2 separate regions of the Mus musculus genome follow, and region 2 is linked to region 1. The links are chromatin loops, found by intact Hi-C in ENCODE. Cell type or tissue: heart. All regions are shown on one strand.

What was found. A loop is a pair of places that touch in the nucleus more often than their neighbours do. Peaks named below come from ENCODE experiments on the same cell type or tissue, not always from the same donor. Only the 100,000 strongest peaks of a DNase experiment are listed, where the experiment ranks them.
Region 2: it touches region 1 in a loop (5-fold over the local background); 11 of 42 quality-filtered maps call a loop at or near these places.

What each region holds. Positions count from the first base shown.
Region 1 is chr8:13,209,372-13,217,371 of GRCm38, forward strand. No RefSeq gene overlaps it. Among named protein-coding and RNA genes, the nearest start is that of 2810030D12Rik, 13 kb to the left of the region's middle. In heart, a CTCF peak has its summit at 4,748 (motif pointing left); DNase peaks (open chromatin) are centred at 590, 4,440 and 4,730; H3K4me3 peaks cover 1,073 bases; H3K27ac peaks cover 5,693 bases.
Region 2 is chr8:13,128,407-13,136,406 of GRCm38, forward strand. Cul4a (cullin 4A) reads left to right here. Exons shown (of 20, transcript NM_146207.3): 10 at 4,717-4,835; 11 at 5,243-5,435; 12 at 7,459-7,563; 13 at 7,727-7,837; 14 at 7,930-8,000. It overlaps Mir7065 (microRNA 7065), which reads left to right and starts at 7,666; the gene lies at 7,666-7,726. In heart, a CTCF peak has its summit at 4,033 (motif pointing left); no DNase peak of the experiment used is centred here.

The DNA of each region.
Region 1 (8,000 bases):
TGCTCCTGCCCATCTCCCTGATTTGGGTTTATTTCTTTGTTTTACATTCATTTGTGTTATTATTTATTGTGTGCCTGTGTGCACATATACATGCACAGGTGCACATGCATGTTCTTGCACACACACATGTGGAAGTCAGAGGGCAGCTCCCTGGAGACAGTTCTCTTATCCAACAATCTCTTCCACAGTGTGGGGTTCAGGTATTGAACTCAGATAGTCAGACTACATAGCCCTGGCTGGTTTCACACTTCTGGTGATTCTCCGGCTTCAGACTCTTGGATGCTGGGATTACAAGCATGCACCTATAGCAAGCCATGCCCTCCCTGTGCATTAGCATCTGGTACATAATCTTGGGGACTGGTGTGTCGTAAACACACACGTCAAGCACAGCGGGCAGCTTGGCCATTTGTCAAGTAGCAGCCTGGTGTCTTTGTGGCGTAGACTGGAGGTGGCACTGGGAAGCCAGGGACTAACCCTGAATGAAGCTGACTTAATTAGGGTTCTTGTTCTTGATGTAAGGTCAAAGCAAGAAGCTCAGATGCCCATAAAGGGTGGCCTGCACTCCAGTGGGGACTAACCTCACAAGTTCTGAGCACTGGGACTCTGGCCTGTTTATTTTTAGAAGCTGTTGACATTTATCAACAGCCAGTTCCACCCCTGCCACTCCTTAAGCCAAAGCCTTACTTACAGCTGTCTGAAAGCATAGGCAAAAGACAGTGTTGGCTCCCAGCCTCTCCCACCCCTACTGAATCCTGTCCACCAATGTCAGGGCTGCACTGTGTTTTGTTTGTTTGTTTGTTTTTATTTTTATTAATTTTTAAATATTATTTTTTTCCATTTTTTATTAGGTATTTAGCTCATTTACATTTCCAATGCTATACCAAAAGTCCCCCATACCCACCCACCCCCACTCCCCTACCCACCCACTCCCTCTTTTTGGCCCTGGCGTTCCCCTGTAGTGGGGCATATAAAGTTTGCGTGTCCAATGGGCCTCTCTTTCCAGTGATGGCCGACTAGGCCATCTTTTGATACATATGCAGCTAGAGTTAAGAGCTCCGGGGTACTGGTTATTTAAATATTATTTATTTATTTATTATTATTTATATGCGTACACTATAGCTGACTTTAGATACACCCCAGAGCTTGAGCTATGAGCCACTCCACATGGGTGCTGGGATTCCACCTCCAGCCCGGTTGACTGAGCAGTCCTTTAGCGGCTGATCCATCTTCCCAGCCCATACCCTCTTAAAGCTGGCAGAGTACAAACAACAGCTTTGGGATCGTCCTGAGTGTGGACTAAAGACTGGCTCAATAGCTGCGCATCCATCCCCACCATCCCCTTCTTCCCACAGCACAGCTCGGCTTCCTGCTCTGCACAGGCACTGCCACTCCTGTGTGCTGTCTGTCCATCCAGATGCCTCACCTGATAGAACCCTGCTCACTTTCCTCTGTGTTTTTTTATTTCCTTCATCTTCTGTCATCAAGGGTGATGGGAGTGTAGGTCCCAGGGTGTGAACATGGTTTTGTTACTTTTTGTTTCAGCGTGGACACAGTTTTGTTACTTTTGTCTCAGGCGCTTCACCAGATGCACTCGGGCTGTTCCATTTCTTCTGAGTTATTGGCTAAGTTCCCACTTGGTAGGTCAGGGTCTGCAGAAGAAAGCTCCACCACAGAAGACTGCGAGGAGCGTCCGCAAGGGGCTCAGCGACTCGGAAGAGCTCTGAGTATGCAAATAGAACACTTTGATTTTCTTCTGTCAGAGTCATCGAAAAGACGAGCATACTTTCGTATTTAATTTTTTTTCTTCTATGTATTTATTTGTTGATTTGTTTTGGGGGGCACCGAACACAATGGTGCAGAGGTGGAGGAACAACTTTCAGGGGTCAGTTCTCTCCTTTTGCGGGAGCAGAAGATAAACATCATCCCTAGAAGGCAGAGAGATATGGGAAAGGTCACAGAGAGAGAATCATGGTGGCAAACGGGTTCTCCCGACCTGAGACCAAAAAAAAAAAAAAAAAAAAAGGCCTGGGGATGCTATGGGGGTGTTGGGGGGGGGGATCCTTCCAGCGCTCCCGTTCCCGTTCAAGCTGGTCAGATATGTACAAGGCCTGTCCTAAGCATGCTTACCCAAAGTGTGGGCATATATACTCCCCTTTCTTTGTTTAAACGGAACAGCCCACTATCAGGGGAGGGGAATTTGCCCTGTGCTACCAAAACAACAGAACAATTTAAAAGACCTAGGTTGGCCCAGGGAATTTAGCTATCAGTGTCCTCTCTGTTTTGCAGAGAGTCTTTCTCTCTGTACTTTACTCTCTGACTCTCTCTGTTTCTCTCTCTCTGCCTCTGTCTCTCTGTTTCTAATTCTCTCTCTGTGTGTTATTTGTGTTTTTGTGTACCTATGTGTGTGTGCATTCTTCGCTTGTAATAAATTTTGTCAGCCGGGTGTGGTGGCGCAAGCCTTCAATCTCAGCACTCGGGAGGCAGAGGCAGGCGGATTTCTGAGTTCGAGGCCAGCCTGGTCTACAAAGTGAGTTCCAGGACAGCCAGCGCTATACAGAGAAACCCTGTCTCGGAAAAACAAAAACAAAAACAAACAAACAAACAAAAAACAATAAATAAATAAATAAATAAATTTTGTTGCCTGTTGCTGCTGCTGTGTTTGAGACTTTATTTTTCTGTTTTTAAAAAAGGATTTATTTATTTATTTGAGCACACTGTAGCTATTTTCAGACACACCAGAAGACGGCAACAGCTTCCATTACAGATGGTTGTGAGCCACCATGTGGTTGCTGGGAATTGAACTCAGGACCTCTGGAAGAGCAGTCAGTGCTCTTAACTGCTGAGCCATCTCTCCAGCCCTCTTTATTTTTCTTTTATGAGTGTTTTGATGCATATACATGCACCACAAGCATGAAGTACCAAAGGAGGCCAGAGGAATGCATCGGCACCCCTGGGAATGGAGTTACAGACAGTTGTAAGGCACTATATGCTGGGAACTGAGCCCAGGTCCTCTACAAGAGCAGCAAATGCTCTTGACCACAGAACTGTGTCTTAAGTACCATGCCTTTTAATTCTGGTAAATCCTCACATTCTCCTAGCAACATAGAAATATGACCTATATACAATAAAACTCACCCACTTGATGTTTCCAGTTTTCAGTGGCTCTGCTGTGTGAGCCTCAGAACAGTGTATCTTTCAATGCCCAGATGGCTGCATGACCCTAAACTCTTCCTCGTGGATGGTCGTCACACAGAGGCTTTTCAAGGGCAGAGGTGAGCATCAGCGTCCTATCCACCGGGTGCTGCGGGTGCTGTTGTTTCTGCTATCATTGAGGCTGTGCTGGGCATTACTGAGGCTGTTGGAGTACCATGGACATCGGGTCTGCACCTCAGCAGGTCCATGTTTGCTTTACTCTTCTGTCCCTTTAATCTCGTATCTCCTCAGTTCTTTGATTATTGGTGCTTTGTGGAAGTGCATGCGTGCGTGCGTGCGTGCGTGCGTGTGTGTGTGTGTGTGTGTGTGTGTGTGTGTTGTGCATTTCTTGTAGCTTCTTGCTGTGAATGGACCCATGTCTTCCTTACACATAGGAATGTTTGTCCCATAAGGCAAACTCTGCCTCTTCTCTTTTTTGTTTTGTTGCGGGCGGGGGGCGGGGGCGGGGGCGGGGGGCGGGGGGCGGGGGCGGGGGGCGGGGCGGGGGGCGGGGCGGGGGGGAGTATGTCCAGGCTTCACGCCTTGCTGGCTAGCGTCCAGGAGACCTACCTTGTCACCTAAAGAGTGAAAGCTTGAGGTCCTGCCCCGTGTTGGTAAGGAGATGCATCAGGATGACAAGCCTTTGCCACCAGAAACCCTCGGGAGTTTTTCCACGTAATGAACCTCCACGCAGGTCAATCTGAGTCTGCACTCCGCTGCTCCAGAGGAGTTGAAGAGCAAAGATGGTCACTGATCTTGTTTCCCATTTTTCTCCCAGTCAGAACCTCTGGTGGCAGAGATGTTTGTGTAGTCACATGGTGGACCCAATGCTTGTTGTTATGTCCCAGCACACGATCAGGAGTCCCCTGACCCTTCAGGCCTTCAGGAGGGGTCACCATGACCTAGCAAGCGTATCTGTTCTCCTCATTGCTCTAGCTGCCGCGTGGTACCTGCTCACTGGGGTGCTCAGTGGTTGCTGACCACAGAAAGCCCACAGATGACTATTTTCTGCCATCTGCTTCATCTGTGGTGGTTTCACCTCATCCTGCGGCCTTCTGTTGAACTCTCAGAGGCACTGAGGAGCCCTGACAGAGGGCAGGAAGTGGCTAAACGAGAGTGCTTTTCCATCCTCTCAAGGCAGAACAAAACCACAATACTCCCCTCTGCTGAAGGGGCCATTTTGGGGGCTGGGCCAGGGGCCGGAAGTATGTTCCTCCTAGAAGACAACATCAGGCCAGGGCATGGAAGGCCCAACCCCTGCCACAACCATACCAGTAGGCATTGTGCTCAGCAATGTTTTAGTGCTAAATGCAGTGTCCCATTTAGAGTTCTAGGTCTTACCCCATCTCCCTAGAAACCCAGGCAATGACCTGTGAATTTGTGTGCCATGCCTGCCCCTCCCCCATGCTCCATTCACCTCAGTTTTAGTCTGGTAAAGTCGCAGGGCCACGGAGAGTGGCAGCAGCTGGTTGTACTTGCTGGGTTTGCACAATTGCAGCTGTGCCCTGTAGCCCTGCCAATGCTGCCATCTGGAGGTTAGCAGTGCCCCCTGGTGGCGCCTGAGAATCAAGAGTCACGGGGACCTGGGTACAGAAAACTGGACAGGCACACTGATCCACCACATGACTTCAGGGCCTCCCAGTCTCTCACAATGTCCAGCACCCAGCTCAGAGAACAGAATCTAGATGTAGAGAACCCGAGGACATGGGGAAAAGTCACAGGGGAAAGGCAGAGGCAAGGGGATTTCCCACTCCCTTAGTGTCACTGGGACTGAACCATTGAAGTAGCCCTCAGCAAAATGGAGCCAAAACCCCTCTGCACAAAGGCAGGTTGCTGCCTGTAGCCCTCTGCGCTTGTATGGGAAGTGTCTCAACGCCACCACGCCCGGCTATCTCAACGCTTTCTTAGCAGGAGTCTGCACACGGATTTTCTAGCAGGCTACTACTCTGAGTTAATTAGTGATGATGCGCTTTTGGATGCATGGAGCAAGTTCCATGCCTGGCAGTGGTGGAGCATGTGCATGCTTTTAATCCTAGCACTCAGGAGGCAGAGGCGGAGGTGGAGGCAGGAGGATATCTGTGAGTTCAAGGCCAGCCTGGTCCACAGAGTGAGTTTCAGGACAGCCAGGGCTACATAGAGAAATTCTGTCTCAACCAATAACTAACTAACTAACTAACTAAATAAATAAATAAATAAATAAATAGTAAAAAATAAATAAAAAATAAAAGCTCTTATTGTCATCATAGAGTCAGCTAAACCATAGCCACAGCCACCACTCAGCAGACTAACACACAAGCGAGCAGTCCTTGGTGTGATCAGTGCTTTCTCATAATGTTTAGAAAAGTACAAAGACTTCCATTAAGAACTTTCAAACTTAAGGCTGAAGAGATGGCTCAGTGGTTAAGAGCACTGGCTACTCTTCCAAAGGACCCAGGGGTTCAATTCCAAGCATCCACATGGTAGTCTCAACTGTGTGTAATTCCAGTTACGGGGGTGGGAGGGCTGACATCCTCACAGAGACATCCATGCAGGTAGAACACCAATGTTAATAAAATAAAAGAATAAAAAGGTGAAAAAAAGAGTTTTCACAATTAAAATATATCTATAGAAAGGTTGGGTCAAGGCTCAGTGAGGGCTTTCCTCTCTGGACTAGAAGTCGCCAGATCACCCCAAGCTCTGGCCACGGGTAGGTCCTCAGCTCCTTAGGTCCTGTTACTCTCTTCACTAAGAGAAGGGCTTGTACACACAGGGGAGGGCTCCCATCCCTGGGACAGAGTCCCTTCTCATTTCAGAGTGAAGGGTCCTCCCCTTTGTACTTTATCATAGGAAGAGACTGACAGCTGACTGCTTTAGAGGGAGGGAGGGGGAGGAGGGAGGGGAGGAGGGAGGGAGAAGGAGGAGGGAGGGGAGGAGGGAAGGAGACTTTCAGTGGGCTGTGACAACTGGTATTCCCTTCACTTCTTTTCTGCCCTGCCTCCTTGAGTGTCCTGGGCTACTTAGATGTCCGGCCACATTGTATCACCACTGAAGTAGCAAGTCACCCAAGTGTGGCCTTGACACATACTAGAAGAACCTGTCCATCTCTGGCTAAGAGTTAACCTCAACAAAAGGGTTGTTAGATGATGTTAAATGTTGCTGATAAAACTGTTGGTGAGGGCTGGTGAGATGGCTCAGCGGTTAAGAGCACTGACTGTTCTTCCAGAGGTCCTGAATTCAATTCCCAGCAACCACATGGTGGCTCACAACCACCATAATCAGATCTGAAGACAGCTACAGTGTAGTTACATATAATAAAGAAATATAAAAAAAAACCTGTTGATGAGGGACTGGAGAGATGGCTCAGCCGTTAAGAGCACCAGTTCTTCCAAAGGTCCTGAGTTCAAATACCAGCAACCACATGGTGACTCACAAGCATCTGTAATGAGATCTGACACCCTCAAATGTGACACCCTGAAGTGTGTCTGAAGACAGCTACAGTGAACTCACACATAATAATAAATGAATCTTTAGGCCGAGCAAAGGTCCTGAATTCAATTCCCAGCAACCACATGATGGCTCACAACCATCTGTACAGCTACAGTGTACTCATATACATATAAGTAAATCTTTTTTTAAAAGCCCTGTTGATGATACACCTCGATTGAAAGCACGCCTTTTGCTGTTGAGATTGTCAGCCTTAGACTTGCCCCTGGAGCCCTGGCTATATTTAGGAAGCAGTGCCTGACATACATTCACTGAGCTGCGCTTATGCAGCGCCAGCTGCCCTGAGTTCTCCAAAGGAGGCCCGAGGAAGCCATATTGCAGCCACAGGCGCTCTCTGCTTATGAACTTAAGCTCTTGGAGCTGCAGCTGTAGGCCCAGCTCCAACCATTTCATCTGCGACAGACTTTATTTATGCCATTCCAACCGTCACTGAACTCTAGAGAGCCCTACAGCCTTTCTACCTACACCAGAGGAGGAGCCTTTCCTGTGCTAGCCCAGCAGAAGGCCTGTGATTGGGGCAAACACAGTCTTTTATTTGCATAGGAGGACTGCTGTGGTCAGCCAAGAGTAGTTTTTCGTTTGCACTTCGGGACTGCGCTACAGGTAATGCAAGGCCCGTAGTTTCCCTTAGAGGTTTGCTGTGATTGCCACAGAAGTCCTTTCTTTGACCATCTAAGCAAGCCGTATGGCTCAGCTGGCGAGAGCCCTTCCTAAGATGCCTTCCCTGAGGATGCAACATTAGGCTCAATAAACTGTGTTTGTCAAGTGCTCTCTTTTGTTTGCGTTTAGTAGAGCTGGCTGAGCTGATAGCAGGAAAACGGAGCAGTAGAAGCAGCAAAAGGAGAATGAGTGGTGGCCAACAGGCCCAGAACAGTGACGCTTGCTTCAATTAACAGCAGCAGCACCTACAACAGGATTCGGATACACAGGCCTGGTAGCTGTGATGCTAGTCGCTGCCAGGGACTAAGGGATCACAGCGTTCTAGGGCTATACAAGACCTATGACACTCGCAGAGCTAAGAGTTCTTTATCCCCCAGGCCTGCACAAGAGCCGTTAACATTTCTCACCTTAGGGACAAGGGACCCCAGCAACCACACAAAAACTGTAACGCTAAAGGGTTTCACCTGCTGCTCCTGCCTGCCTAAAGCTGTCAAGTGCTGACGGATAATACAGCTGTCAAAGACTAGCACAGGGAGAGTTTCCTGCCTGCTCACAGGCAGATGATGAGAAATAGTCCTGCCTCCAGAGCCGGCACGTGAGTTATGTAAACAGACCCAGAGAAGAACCTGGGATAGCACTGCTGTCTTTGTCCCCAGAGCATGCTG
Region 2 (8,000 bases), 81 kb before region 1:
GTTCTTCATAAACTGTACACTAGGTTACCATGAGCATACGTAGAAATCTAGGCTCTTCCCAGAGGGAGATTTAACTGGAGAGAGCTAGGACTTAGATCGGTAGATAGCTCTGGTGTCTTGAGAAGAACTGTGGGAGGAACTCAAGTTTGTCTTTAGAGGGCATTACACCACTTTGTACATAACATTAAAGCCATAGCCCACCCACTTCCTATGCTCTGTACTTGTTGGGTTTTGTGTCCATTGGTTTAGTGGTTTTTTTTTTAATTTTTTATTTATTTATTATATGTAAGTACACTGTAGCTGTCTTCAGACACTCCAGAAGAGAGCGTCAGATCTTGTTACAGATGGTTGTGAGCCACCATGTGGTTGCTGGGATTTGAACTCTGGACCTTCGGAAGAACAGTCTAGTACTCTTACCCACTGAGCCATCTCACCAGCCCCGGTTTAGTGTTTTTTGTTGTATTTTCACAGCGATTGTACACCTCCAGAAATTATAATGAACACAGCCACTCTTTTGTAACACTTGGATACCAATGTAACTTGTTAAAACTTAATTGTTCTTGTCACCATTCACTGTTTAAGGTCGTATGGCTGTGATTGATGGGAACTGTGGCTGTGATGGGAACTGTGGCTCCTCCTTCCTTGTGCTCTGAGTATCTGGAGATTCAGCTCTAAGGCAGTGCCACTCCTGCTAGTGGCTGGGAGACTCTGCTTTGCCAGGCACTCGTGCTGGTCTCTGTGAGACACGTGGAAGCAGGACCACCATACAGTAGCCAAGTAAACCAGGACAGGAGGAAGACTGTGTCAGGCCTCTGCCGCCATGGTCTGCCTTCATGGACAGCAGTCCTGTGAGGCTACCATTCCACTTTGCATGTAGAAGACCAAGGCCACATAGCCGTGCTGCCTAAGCACTGTAGTTTGTGTCCCAGTCTGCATGGATGGGTTTCCCAGTAAACCACACACAAACCTACCCAAGTGCACATTCACACTCAGTGCTCTTTTCATTTAACTAAGAGCAGATGCATTCAGAACTTGGGTTGGGTGCTTTTACAAAGTCAGAATTAGAGGACAGGTGTGATAAGACAGCTGTTAATCCCAGCACCGGACAGAGACAGGTGGATCTCTGTGAATCTGAGGCCAGCCCGATTTGCATAGCAAGTTCTAGGACAGTGAGGACTATATAAAGAAACATTATCTTTTAAAAAAATAAAAATAAGAGACAGTTGGCCAGCAAAGTATCAGGGTTGAGGAAGATGTTTGCTACCAAGCTTGGTAGAATCAAGTTCAGGTCTTAAAAGGAGAGTCATTTCCTACAGTTTATCTTTGACTTCTATGCATGCATTTATACAGATGTAATTTTTTAAAATTTTTCTTTAAGGAGTATATCCTTAGTGGAACATATCCTAAGAATAACAGGATATAAAAATAATCTAAGGCTGGGATAAGCTCAGTGATATGGCGCTCACTTAGCACGGGGTGTATGCAACACAGTCAAAGGTAGAATATGTATTTAGTCTGTGTGAGGCCTGGGACCAAGCAACACAAGGAAAAAGACAAGAATTCCTAAAATTATTTTAGAAATAATATTAGCTAAGCATAGTGGTGCATCCCAGCACACAGGAGGCAGAATCAGACAGATCTTAGTGAAATGGAGGCCAGCCTGGTCAATATAGTGAGTTTTAGGTTAGCCAAGAATACAATGTGAAAACTTGCCTTTAAAAAGATTAAAAAGGGGGCTGGAGAGATGGCTCAGCGGTCATGAGCACTGACTGCTCTTCCAGAGGTCCTGAGTTCAATTCCAAGCAACCACATGGTGGCTCACAACCATCTCTAATGGGATCCGATACCCTCTTCTGTTGCATCTGAAGACACCTACAATGTACTCATATAAGTTAAATAAATCTTTTTTAAAAAAGATTTTTTAAAAATGCATTTAATAGTTTTGTCCACTCAAAATCTGGTAACAATGCCCAGTGTGCTAGTATGAGTACCTGTAATGGGCACAGCATGGCTTGTAGGTAACTGTCTCCACTAAGGAAACTGGAGAGCTGTTTGGAGAATGCATAATTGCAGATGTAGGACAGGAAGGACAGAAGGAAGCCTCAGCATTCTAGGGACATTGTTTCTAAGGTCTCTGGGGTCACCCAAGTGGCCTTAGAGCCATCAGCAAGCTCTTACTAAGAGAACCGGGCGTGGACTGGCGAGATGGTCCTGAGTTCAAATTCCAGCAACCACACAATAGCTCACAACCACCTGTAAAGGGATCGGACTCCCTCTTCTGGTACATCTGAAGACAACTACAGTGTACTTGTAATATTAATAATAATATAATATAATATTTATAACAATAAATCTTTGGACTGGAGCAAGTGAGGCCGACCAGAACAAGTGCAGAGGTTGACCAAAGCATCCTAAAAATTCAATTCTCAGCAACCACATGAAGGCTCACAACCATATGTACAGCTGCAGTGTATTCACATACATAAAATAAATAAATCTTTTAAAAAAAGACGACGACAAGGCGTAACCCTACAGCAATACAGCACAATGACTGAAATTCATTTTGTGTTCTTAACATCTGGGAGTTCAAAATGGCACAGAAAAGAATTATTATTATTATTATTTTAAAGATTTATTTATTATTATATGTAAGTACACTGTAGCTGTCTTCAGACACACCAGAAGAGGGAGTCAGATCTTGTTACAGATGGTTGTGAGCTACCATGTGGTTGCTGGGATTTGAACTCTGGACCTTCAGAAGAGCAGTCGGGTGCTCTTACCCACTGAGCCATCTCACCAGCCCCAGAAAAGAATTATTAAAAATTAAAATGAATAATTATAAGACTAAAGAGTTGGCTGGAGCGGTGGTGCACACAGTGGTTACAGCTGTTGTGAGCGCACACAGGACCAGAGCTCACTGAGCTCACACGTGGTAGACAACTCACACCCACCGTAACAGACTGTAGAGCATTCAGGACTCCTGTCTGCCTTCTGAAGGCATTCAGTCTCATTTGAGCACACACACACACACTCACACTCACACATTGTCACAGTATATAATTTACTAAATTCTTGTGAGAAAATAGTAAACTGTGTTTGTAAAACTTTATTCTAAATGTTATTACGGGGCTCTGGAGGAGTCTTAGGAGCACATGCTGGCCATGCATGCATTAGGACCTAAATTTGGATTCCCAGAGTCCACATTAAGAAGCCACCTGTAACCACAGCACTGGGATGGCAGAGACAAGAGGAGCTCTACTGCCAGCCAGTCTGCTGCGTCGGTAAGATCCAGAGTTGGGGGAGAGTCTGTCTGACATTTAAAAAGCAAGCACAGCACAGCTGAAGGATGGCTGAGGGAAACATCACCTCAGGCTCTGGATCCCGGTGAACATGCGTACACAGTTATACACACACCTACAGATGTATGCGCAAACACACGAGCACGTGTGTACACAGTTATACACACACCTACAGATGTATGCGCAAACACACGAGCACGTGTGTACACAGTTATACACACACCTACAGATGTATGCGCAAACACACGAGCACGTGTATACACAGTTATATTAGAAAAAAAGTTTCAAAAAGTAAAAGGCCCTTAAAAATGTTAGGACATTATTTAGGACTTCTAGGAGATAAAATTGTACAAAAGTTAAAGCTTATTTGCATGTTTGGTTCAGAAGTAGTTTGGAAGCGTCAAGCATCTAGACCTAGCTTAGCACCTGTGTGTGCAGACACTGCCCAGTGGGGGAAGGCTTGTTTGTTTGTTTGTTTGTTTGTTTGGAGAAATCTTTTTTGTTAATTTGTATTTTTGTTTTTCCGAGACAGGGTTTCTCTGTGTAGCCCTGCTGTCCTGGAACTCACTCTGTAGACCAGGCTGGCCTCGAACTCAGAAATCCGCCTGCCTCTGCCTCCCAAGTGCTGGGATTAAAGGCGTGCGCAGCCACCGCCCAGCTTGAAGACTGGCGTCTTAAGTGCCTTGAGCACCTAGGTCTACAACCGGACTCTCTGATGCCCTCTTCTGGCCTCTGTAGGCACTGCATAAATATTTGCATGCTTAGATGACATGAAATAAAATCATAAAACGTAAATAACTGATTAAAAATTCTAAAATGCCATATTGAATACATGAAATATTGGATAAATACTTATTTGTCTTATAATTTATTATGTGAATCAAATTAATCAACTAAAAACCTAAAGTTGACTCAATTTCAATTTAGATTTATGCATCTGAGTGTTTAGCCTGCATGTATGTATGTGCACCACATGTATGCAGTGCCCACAGTGATCAGAAGAGTATCATATCTCCTAGAACTAGAGTTAGAGATACTTGTGAGTCACCATGTGGGTGCTGGAAACCAAACCTAGGTCCACAAGGATAGCAAATGCTTTTAACTGCTGAACTATCTCTCCAGCCTCTGAAATAGTCTTTTAAGGAATGTTTTTCTGACTGATAGACAAAGCCTCAGATAATTTACACCATGAACTTCTCATAGTAAAACACTTGTCTAAATGTTTTTTGGCTCATTACCTTTGTGAGATCAGGGCTTTAGTGAAATGAGAAGTAAACAGGGCATTCCCGATGCACTCAGGAGGGCGGGGCTCGCCTCCAAGTCTGCAAGCCACATCCTTACTATGTGGTGACACTGTCCTGGTGACACTTGTGAGGGCTTGCCTTCCTGCTGTGACTTGTCTTATGCATCCCACTAGGCCTAGAGCACCTGCTGGATGAGAACAGGGTGCCCGACCTCACCCAGATGTACCAGCTCTTCAGCCGGGTGAAAGGAGGGCAGCATGCGCTGCTGCAGCACTGGAGCGAGTACATCAAGGTACACGCATGCTGGCCTTCCCTCCACCGTGCAGTGGCCACCTGCAGTACAATAGTAACAGCTTCCTGTCGTTCTCGCACATGCTCACTCAGTCACACATTCACTGGCTCATCTGCTCCCTGTGAACTAGTACATACTTTGGTCTAGCAGTCCGGTCTGCCTCCTGCTGTGTGTCCCTCACTTGCCAGTATAGTAGCACCATTCAGCATCTTTGAGGACAGTCGCCTGGGGCTGATCCAGGACCTCTGAATGCCAGGCACCACCTGCTTAAGGGGATACTAGAGCTATCCATAGTCATGTCCACATGCAGAGTGGAAAAAAATGGGTGACACCATGTTGTGAGACAGCAAAAGACACACTTTGCTTCTTAAGCCTGGTGCTGACTTAGTTGTTTCTTGTTTCTGTAGACCTTTGGAACAACCATTGTCATCAATCCTGAGAAAGACAAAGACATGGTCCAAGACCTGCTGGACTTTAAGGACAAAGTGGACCACGTGGTGGAGGTGTGCTTCCAGAGGAACGAGCGCTTCATCAACCTGATGAAGGAGTCCTTCGAGACGTTCATCAACAAGAGACCAAACAAGCCTGCAGAGCTCATTGGTATCAAAACAGCCCCAGCCACCTCTCATGTTTTACATTTAGGCAAATACACTGACACTACTCATGTGTGTTCCTGCTCAAGTGGGACTCAGAGGGCTTGCAGGAGCCCGTGCCCCATGAAGTCATATGGCCTGAACTCAGCTTGGCAGCAGGCACCTTTACCCACTGAGCCACCATGCTGGCCTCTTAGGTACTTCATAAACAGAAGAATGCCAGGTGTAGGCACGTGTCTTTACTTGAGCACTCTTTGGGTGGAGGGCAGGTGGATCTCTGTGAACTCCAGGCTAGCCTTATCTACATAGCAAGTTCCCGACCATACATGGTAGGGCCTTGTCTCAAAAAAGAAAATGGCTGGAGGTGGTGGCGCACGCCTTTAATCCCAGCACTCGGGAGGCAGAGGCAGGCAGATTTCTGAGTTTGAGGCCAGCCTGGTCTACAGAGTGAGTTCTAGGACAGCCAAAGTACACAGAGAAACCCTGTCTCGAAAAACAAACAAACAAAAAAACAAACAAAAACACTCAAAAAAGAAAGAAAGAAGAAGAAGAAGAAGAACCTCCAATATTCTTCCAGATCGCGTGCTTGAGGAGATTCAAGCCTTGTTAGAATACTCAGGAAGCTCACTTGTCAGACAGGATGAGAGGGTTGGTAAGCCAGGTTGTGGAAGGGCTCTAGAACTAACTGCCTTTAAAGGTCAGTGCTGCTCCCTGTCCTGAGCAGACCCCCAAGCAGGTGTATTCAGGGAGGCCACTGCTCCAACTGCTGCTGTGTCTACTTACTTCTTGTCATACTTGAAACGAACCCCCAGACCCCATCCCCCAGTTAGGAAAAGTATCACTGCATTTCTAGAAGGGCAGAAAGTGACATGTGATCCTAGTACTGGGGAAGGACAGACAGACAGACAGACAGATCTCAGAAGCTCACTGCAGCTGACCTACCCCTATCGGTGAGCTTCAGATTCAGTGGCAGACCGTGTCTCAGAAAATAAGATAGAGAATTGGTTGAGAAAATGTCCCAAGACCTACCCTGGCATCTACAACCACACAATCTATATCCATATATAGATATAGATAGATACATCACTTTTTTTAAAAAAAGGAAGAGAACTAATAAAGAGCCAGAGAAAGCCATCGGCAGTTTAACCAGACTGGTGCTTCCATGGAGGCTAACAACCCAGGGGAGTGTGGGCCTCGGGAAGCCATGGGCTCTGCTCTCTCAGCCGTGACTGTTTCCACTATCAAGGGTGACTGTTTCCTCAGAAGCGAGAGGCCTCGAGTGCTCACCTCATCCTTGAGACCTGAGACCTCAAGGAGAGTTCCCTGAGAAAGTCAACTACAGTTCTTACAGCAGATTTTAAAAGGGTCCGTTCTGGTGCCTGTGGCAATGTGTCCTAAAACCCATGTATGAAATCTAGGGTTAGAAAAGAAAGCCTGCTTTTTAACACACTTGGGGGGGGGGGGGAGGCAGCTGGAGAGATGCCTCAGTTTACCTCACTGCTACTCTGGATTCCCATAGACCTGGATTCTGTCCTCTAAAGGCACCAAGCGCATACATGGTACATCACATGCATGGTGACATGGCTGGAGAGATGGGTTGGGAGCACCTGTCGCTCTTCCAGAGCTCAGCTTCCAGCCGGCAGCTGTTTATAACGAAGCTTCAGAGGGTCCAGTGCCTGCTCTTCCCTGGCTCCTGCTGGGACTGGCAGAGAAATTAACCCATACACATGAATAAAATTCATCTTTAAATATAAAAAAAATTAAAACTCAATCTGAGACCATTTTTTTAAAAATTATTTTACTCTGTGAATTTGTTAAAGTTCTGGAAAGATGCATTCTCATTACCTTGAGACAACTTGTCTTTAAAAGGCAGTTTGCTTCCTGGAGCACTAAAAGGAGCTGGTGGGAGGGGTTCTTGTGTGGTTTTCTCTGTTGCTGTGATGGGGTCAGCACCCAAGGCCTGTGTGTCCAGTTGTCTCCTCTGCTCTGGTCCCACAGCCCTTTTCTGATTGGAACTCTTGCTCTTCCAGCCAAGCACGTGGACTCAAAGTTACGGGCCGGCAACAAAGAAGCCACAGATGAGGAACTGGAGAGGATCCTGGACAAGATCATGATTCTCTTCCGTTTCATCCATGGTGAGGAAGGAGGGGCTGTGGGGCCAGACGAGCCTGCAAACCTGCATTCAGAGGGAAAAATGGTCCCCGAACACGGAAGTAGTACTCAAGGAGATTTTTGTCCATGGAGTGTAGCAGGTAAACCAGGAATCTCTCTCAGGTCTTGGTTTTCCTGTTTGCACAGGTAAAGATGTCTTTGAAGCGTTTTATAAGAAAGACTTAGCAAAAAGGCTGCTGGTGGGGAAGAGCGCGTCGGTGGACGCGGAGAAGTCCATGCTGTCGAAGCTCAAGCACGGTGAGCTCAGGGTGGGCCGTCCCCAGGGCCGCGGGCGGGCGGGCGGGCGGGCCCCATGCCCGCTCCATCTCACCCCTCCTTCACATACGCAGAGTGCGGAGCTGCGTTTACCAGCAAACTGGAGGGCATGTTCAAGGACATGGAGCTCTCCAAAGACATCATG